Regions from separate parts of the Homo sapiens genome. Here region 1 is linked to region 2. Evidence: chromatin loops called from intact Hi-C (ENCODE). Cell type or tissue: PC-3. All regions are shown on one strand.

Region 1 (4,000 bases), 99 kb after region 2:
TCATAACTAGTGAGCAGCTCTATATCGGTTGCCATTTTTGTCATGGTAAATCCATATCTCCTCCCATTATCCTTCAACAATAGATAGACATAACCTACCATTCCACCTGTGATCACAAATATATGAGATCATTCAGAATAGAGACTGATTCACCTGGTGTTTCCGGTGACTGGCACAATGCTTAGCACATAGTTGTACTCAAAAATATCTCAAATTGAGCAAAACACATTTTCATTAGAGAAAGCACGAGTTTCTCAAAATGGTATAAATTTTGAATGTCGAAGATAGCCTCTCAAAGCTATGCAAATATAGCTTGAGTTGCTGAAATAACATGTTCTCCATAAACTGTTAGTTTGGTCCAGAGTTTGAAGGTCTACCTACCACTCACACTTTGTATATCTACCTCCAAAGGAAATTTTGATTCTGATTCTGTTGGTTATTTTTTCACAATCATGCTTATACACAATTTCTTAAGACACTGCAATAGAAACAGAATAAAAATTACAATTTTGTCCACTGTATTACTGAGAAATATGAGGTAGCATTTGCAGTCTTACTCTGGTACTGCACTGTACCTTACTTGGACTGCCATCAATCCATACTGTTATCCCAACTCAACAAAGCAGTCCATCATCCTATACAAGCCTTTTTAGTTATGGGCTTCTAAAATTAGTCTTAGATATATAGAAACTCCTAGATACTATCTCAAGGACATCTCATGATGCTAGAAACTGCTCTTTACTCCTCTAAATATCTGCAGAAAAACTGTTCAATTCCCTTCCTTTGTAACTTAACATTTGTTGCCTATAATTGTTCATTATCTTTGTGTGTTTGTATTTTACCTTCCCAATTAGATCATGAATTTATTTGTAACACAGTGAACATCCATAATATTTATAAATATTATATTTTTACCAAATATAACCTACTTATTAAAATAATGTTTATTTTAAAAGTAGGAATGAGAAAAGAACTAGACTAAGACTATCATTTATCAAATACTTATCCTGTACCAGGACCTATGTTGAGAGTTTTACACAATTTAATTACATTAATATGGAGATAACATTTTACTTCCATCTTAACTCTTTTTGCAAGGTTAAAGATTTAGCAACTTGCCCAAGGTCACACAGCTAACAGGTATTTGAACTGTGACTCCAAAGTCAGTGTCCTTAAACACTCACTACATTGCCTTCCTAGAAAAGTGCTTTTTATATAACAGATAATAAATATTTATTGGATGAGTGAATAGTTTTAGCAGCATTATTGTCAATTCTATGTGGTTAGGTTGTAATTAAAACAAGCTCTATGTCTATCCTAAGTGGTTAGGTTGTAATTAAAACAAATATATCATGAGTATTCTCTAGTTCATAATGTCTTTATCCCCCAAAAAACTTTTGCAGTTGACCTTAAGTGCCCTAGACAAATAGAAGATATACACTTAATCAGCTATTTTTTAAATCACTCATATTTTTATAATTTCTACCTGCCTGGCTTTCCATAATTCTAATGTTTTTTCCATACTTGAGATCTCATTTAGGCTACAGTGTAAATCAGTAGTGCCAAGGGTCTGGAAGCCATCCATCATAATCAATTTGATCTTATTTTTAGTATAATTGAGTCAAAGTTACTTATCCAATTTCTTTTAGGGTTTCCCTCCATGTCTGACACTATGCATAGAATCTTACTCATCAAATAAACTCTTCTGAAGAATCCAAAGTTTATGGAACATGGGATGAAAAACAATAGTTATAGAAAGTGAAAAAACATAGTTATCTTCAGACACTTGGTATGAGCACTACACTAGCTAATCTGTAATATGAAATCTGAAAGTAAAATAAAACCTAGAGGAAGAAAAAAATAAACAATTAAATGAAGACAGAGCAGCCAGAAGACACAATAATGTTACCAAATATTGCTTGGCATGAAGACCTAGTAGCTCCCAAAATTCAACTCTGTCTGAAGATAAACAATTCAGTTAAGCTAAAGCAACACTCCAAAATCAGGAAGGAGAGGCAAATCACACATATCTATAAGCCCTATGCATCTTCCTAGTATGCATTACTATGTGCATACATACATAAATGCACAAATCATCTAAAGGTCACGGGATTTGACTCTTCTTTTATGAAGCAGTTTGTTTCAATTAATTGACTACGGCATATCAATCATAGCAAGAGTGGCAAGTAAATCTAAATTGTGAAATGCCATAAATTTTCTTATAGCACAAAAGCAAATTGAAATATGAAGCAATGAAACAGTTCAGAATACAGTAAGTTTAACATAATACGAAAGCTTAGTACATGTATATGTCTTTTGTTTTTTAAATATCTTTGTGTTCATTTCCATATGTTATTTTCTCAATAGCCTTTTAAGGTCAAGCTGTCTCATTCCTATTGCTCTGTTCATTCATTTGCTCATTGTGATTCATTTTTGGATGAATTCATCATTAAACAAATATTTAATGAACTCTATGCCTCAGGCATTATGCTAGGTACTAGGTATATAGTGAACAGAATAGACAAATTCCTGGCCATTACAGAGCTTACAACCTGTAATGTAATTTAAAAGCTAAGCAAATAAAGGTACAATTACAAATTGTGATAAGGGTTTAGGGAAATAATAAGTAATTAGGAGTATGAGAGAGTGAAACAGTGAGAGAGAGAGAGCCCCTAGGAGGAATCCCATGGATAGAGAAGCCATCTCTAAAATGATTAACACTTAAGTTAAAATGTAAAGACTAAAAGGTGCCAGTCTTTCAGTGTATGAAGAATGCTCCAGGCAAATGAGACAGTGATGGCCAAAGCCCTTAGGCAAGAAGCCCTTGAGTCTTCCAAAACTGAAAGAAAACCATGTGGCTAAACCAAAGGGAAAGACTGTCATGCCATGAACTAGAGGAGACATGCAAAAACCAGATCATGGGCCGGGCGCGGTGGCTCACGCCTGTAATCCCAGCACTTTGGGAGGCCGAGGCGGGTGGATCATGAGGTCAGGAGATCGAGACCATCCTGGCTAACAAGGTGAAACCCCGTCTCTACTAAAAATACAAAAAATTAGCCGGGCGCGGTGGCGGGCGCCTGTAGTCCCAGCTACTCGGGAGGCTGAGGCAGGAGAATGGCGTGAACCCGGGAAGCGGAGCTTGCAGTGAGCCGAGATTGCGCCACTGCAGTCCGCAGTCCGGCCTGGGCGACAGAGCGAGACTCCGTCTCAAAAAAAAAAAAAAAAAAAAAAAAACAGATCATGGAGGGATTTGAGGACACTGTGTTAAGGAATTTAAAATGCATTCTTAGTACAATAAAAAGACATTAAAATGTTTTAAGAAAGGAAAAAGGGCAAGATTATTAGATTTATATTTTTCAAGTTAAGCTAGTAGGTTGATGTGTGAATAGTGTATTGTTGTAAAATAAAGTGATCAAGTTAAAATGCTATTGTTTGTAGTCCAGGTAATAGATAGTGGTAACTTGGACTCTGGTAGTATTAGTAAATATGGAGACAAATGAATTTGAGATATGCCAAAAATGATGATGGGTTGAATGAAGAAGGTAAGGGAAAAAAAGTCATTAAAAGAAATACTCAGGTTCTGGCTATAGCAACTAGGTAAATGGTGAAACAAAGCGACCTGAGCAATGGGAAAGGTCTTTCCCAAGAAATGAAGGTAATCGACAGAATCAATATATATTTCTGTTGTGTGAGCCTTTCAAATTTCATGCATTTTTATTTTAAGAGCCTCTACTGAGCATCTTATAAATGCTAAATCCTACTCTAGCCTCTGAGAAATGGAAGCTAAGTAAGATTCAGCGGCTTTGCACTAGGATTCAGACTGGGGAAGAGAATCATATAAACATTCAAATTTTCTTCCATGTGATTCATGTTACAATAATCTGGTAGGACTCAACAGAGAAACTAGAGGTCAGGAGAGACTTCAAAGAGATGACATCTGATCAAGTCTTCATGAATAAAAAGAAAGCATTATTTTATTTGAATAAGGTGAGGATAGCTA
Region 2 (4,000 bases):
AATGAAACAAAAAGCAGGTTCTTTGAAAAGATAAATAGGCCCATCAAGGTGGCTCATGCCTGTAATCCCAGCACTTGGGAGGCCAAGTTGGGCGGATCACTTGAGGTCAGGATTTCAAGACCAGCCTGGCCAACATGATGAAACCCGATCTCTACAAAAATACAAAAATTAGCAGGGCATGATGGCGGGTGCCTGTAACCCCAGCTGCTCAGGAGGGTGGGGCAGGAGAATCACTTGAATCCGGGACACGAAGGCTGCAGTGTGCCACGATTGCACCATTGCACTCCAGCCTGGGCAACGGAGCAAGACTCCGTCTCAAAAAAAAAAAAAAAAAAAAAAAAAAAGATGAAGAGAAGATAACTAAAATTGATAGACCATTAGCAAGATTAACCAAGAAAAGAAGAGATAAAAATCCTAATAAGCCCAATTACAAATGAAATGAGAGATATTACAACTGACACCACAGAGTTACAAAAGATCATTCAAGGCCCCTACGAACACCTTTAGGCACATAAACTAGAAAACCTAGAGATGGATAAATTCCTGGAAACATACAACCTTCCTAGCTTAAATCGGGAAGAACTAGATACCCTGAACAGAAAAACAACAAGCAGCGAGATTGAAATGGTAATTTAAAAAACTCCAGGACCAGATGGATTCACAGCAGAATCCTGACAGACAATCAAAGAAGAATTGGTACCAACCCTATTGACACTATTCCACAAGATAGAGAAAGAGGGGATCCTCTATGAAGCCAGTATCACCCTAATACCAAAACCAGGAAAGGACATAACCAAAAAAGAAGACTACAGACCAATATCCCTGATGAACATAGATGCTAAAATCCTTAACACAATACTAGCTAATCGAATCCAACAACACATCAAAAAGATAATCCACCATGATCAAGTGGGTTTCATACCAGGGATCCAGGGATGGTTACGTCCAATGTGATACACCACATAAAAAGAATTAAAAACAAAAATCACATGATCATCTCAATAGATGCGGAAAAAGCATTTGACAAAATTCAGCGTATTTTTATAATTAAAACTCTCAGCAAAATCAGCATACAAGGGACATATCTCAGTGTAATAAAAGCCATCTATGACAAACCCATGGCCAACATAATACTGAATGGAGAAAAGTTGAAAGCATTTCCTCTGAGAACTAGAACAAGACAAGGATGCCTGCTCTAATCACTCCTCTTCAACACAGTACTGGAAGTCCTAGCCAGAGCAATCAGAAAAGAGAAAGAAATACAGAGCATCCAAATTAGTAAAGAGGAAGTCAAACTGTTGCTGTTTGCTGATGATATGATTATTTACTTAGAAAACCTTAAGGCCTCCTCCAGAAAGCTCCTAGAACTGATAAAAGATTTCAGCAAAGTTTCTGGACACAAAATTAATTTACACATATCAGTAGCACTTCTGTACACCAACAGCGACCAAGTGGAGAATCAAATCAAGAACTCAACCCCCTTTACAATAGCTGCGAAAAATTAAAATACTTAGGAATATACCTAACCAAGGAGGTGAAAGACCTCTAGCAAGATAAACTACAAAACACTGCTGAAAGAAATCACAGACAACACCAACAAATGGAAACACATCCCATGCTCATGATTAGGTAGAATCAATATTGTGAAAATGACAAATGACCATACTGTCAAAAGTAATCTACAAATTCAACAAAATTACCATCAAAATAACATCATCATTCCTCACAGAATTAGAAAAAAAAATTTAAAATTAATATGGAAGCAAAAAAGAGCCTGCATAGCCAAAGCAAGACTAAGCAAAAAGAACAAATCTGGAGGCATCACATTACCTGATTTCAAACTATACTTTAAGGCCATAGTCACCAAAACAGCATGGTTCTGGTATAAAAATAGGCACATAGACGAATGGAACAGAATACAGAACTCAAAAATAAACTCAAATACTTACAACCAACTGATCTTTGACAAAGCAAACAAAAACATAAAGTGGGGAAAAGACACCCTATTCAACAAACAGTGCTGGGATAATTGGCAAGCCACATGTAAGAGAATGAAACTGGATCCTCATATCTCACCTTATAGAAAAATCAACTCAAGATGGATCAAGGACTTAAATGTGAGACCTGAAACTATAAAAATTCTCGATGATAACATTGGAAAATCCCTTCTGGGCATTGGCTTATGCAAGGATTTCATGACCAAGAACCCAAAAGCAAATGCAATAAAAACAAAGATAAATAGCTGGGACTTAATTAAACAAAGAGTTTTTGCATGGCAAAAGGAATGGTCAGCAGAGTAAACATATAACTCACAGAGTGGCAGAAAAATCTTCACAATCTATACATCTGGCAAAGGACTAATATCCAGAATCTACAATGAACTCAAACAAATGAGCAAGAAAAAACAAACATGAATAGACAATTCTCAAAAGAAGATATAAAAATGGCCAAGAAACGTAGGAAAAAATGCTCAACGTCACTAATGATCAGGGAAATGCACACCAAAAACACAATTTGATACCACCTTACTCCTGCAAGAATGGCCATAATCAAAAAATAAAAACAGATGTTGGTGTGGATGCAGTGAACAGGGAACACTTCTACACTTCTAGTGGGAATGTAAACTAACACTACACTATGGAGAACTAAATGCAGAACTACCATTTGATCCAGCGATCCCACTACTGGCTATCTACCCAGAGGAAAAGAAGTCGTTATATGAAAAAGATACTTGCATATGCATATTTATAGCAGCAAAATTTGCAATTGCAAAAATGTGGAACCAATGTATATGCCCATAAATCAATGAGTGCCTAAAGAAACTGATATTATATATATTACATATATGATGGAATGCTACTCAGCCATAAAAAGAAATGAATTAATGGCTTTCGCAGCAACCTGGATGAGATTGGAGACTATTTTTCTAAGTGAAGTAACTCAGGAATGGAAAACCAAACATCGTATGCTCGCTCATAAGTGGGACCTAAGCTATGAGGATGCAAAGGCATAAGAATGACACAATGAACTTTGAGAACTCAGTGGGGAAAGGATGGGAAGGGAGTGAGGGATAAAAGATTACAAATTGGGTGTAATATATACTTCTCAGGTGATGGGTGCACCAAAATCTCACAAATCACCACTACAGAACTTACTCACGTAACCAGACATCACCTTTTCCCCAACAACCTATGGAAACAAAAATAATAATAAAGAATACAGATCAGAAAGAAAGAAAGAAAATTCTCCTTATTTGTAGATGACATCAATTTCTACATAGGAAAATCCTAGTGTATAAAAACTCCTAGAACTAATGAGTTCGGCAAGGTCAGAGGATACAAGATAAACATAAAAAAAATTAGAACTCCACATATTAGCAATGAACATGCAGACACAAAAATTAAAAATACACTATTTACAACTGCTCAAAAAAATGAAATAGTATAACAAAACATATACAGGACTTGTATTCTAAAGACTACACACACAAATGAAATAAATAAAAGAAGTTCTTTTTTTGAGATGGAGTTTCGCTCTTTTGCCCAAGCTGGAGTGGAGTGGTGTAATCTCAGCTCACTGCAACCTCTGACCCCCAGGTTCAAGCAATTCTCCTGTCTCAGCCTCCTGAGTAGCTGGGATTATAGGCATCTGCCACCACGCCCGGCTAATTTTTATATTTTTAGTAGAGATGGGGTTTCACCATGTTGGCCGGGGTGGTCTCAAACTCTTGACCTCAGGCGATCCACCCACCTTGGCCTCCCAAAGTGCCGGGATTACAGGCATGAGCCACCATGACTGGCCATAAGTTCTAAATAAATGGAAAGGTATACCATTCCATGGATTGGAAAACTCAACATAGCACATCTCCCCAAACTGATAAAGATTTAATACAATTACTATCAAAATCTCAGCAAGACTTTTTGGCTTTGTGGATACAGACAAGGTTATTTTTTAAATTATATGGAAAGGCAAAGGAGCTAGAATATCTAAAACAAATTGA

Evidence for each region. A loop is a pair of places that touch in the nucleus more often than their neighbours do. Peaks named below come from ENCODE experiments on the same cell type or tissue, not always from the same donor. Only the 100,000 strongest peaks of a DNase experiment are listed, where the experiment ranks them.
Region 1: a loop joins it to region 2, with 6 times the contacts of the local background. A loop is called at or near these places in 1 of 110 quality-filtered maps.

Annotation. Positions count from the first base shown.
Region 1 is chr11:85,084,636-85,088,635 of GRCh38, forward strand. All of the region lies in intron 6 of DLG2 (discs large MAGUK scaffold protein 2), which reads right to left. Among named protein-coding and RNA genes, the nearest start is that of DLG2, 540 kb to the right of the region's middle. In PC-3, no CTCF peak of the experiment used is centred here; a DNase peak (open chromatin) is centred at 2,436; H3K4me3 peaks cover 602 bases; H3K27ac peaks cover 1,422 bases.
Region 2 is chr11:84,985,675-84,989,674 of GRCh38, forward strand. The region is part of intron 6 of DLG2 (discs large MAGUK scaffold protein 2); the gene reads right to left. Among named protein-coding and RNA genes, the nearest start is that of DLG2, 640 kb to the right of the region's middle. In PC-3, no CTCF peak of the experiment used is centred here; a DNase peak (open chromatin) is centred at 2,217; H3K27ac peaks cover 1,165 bases.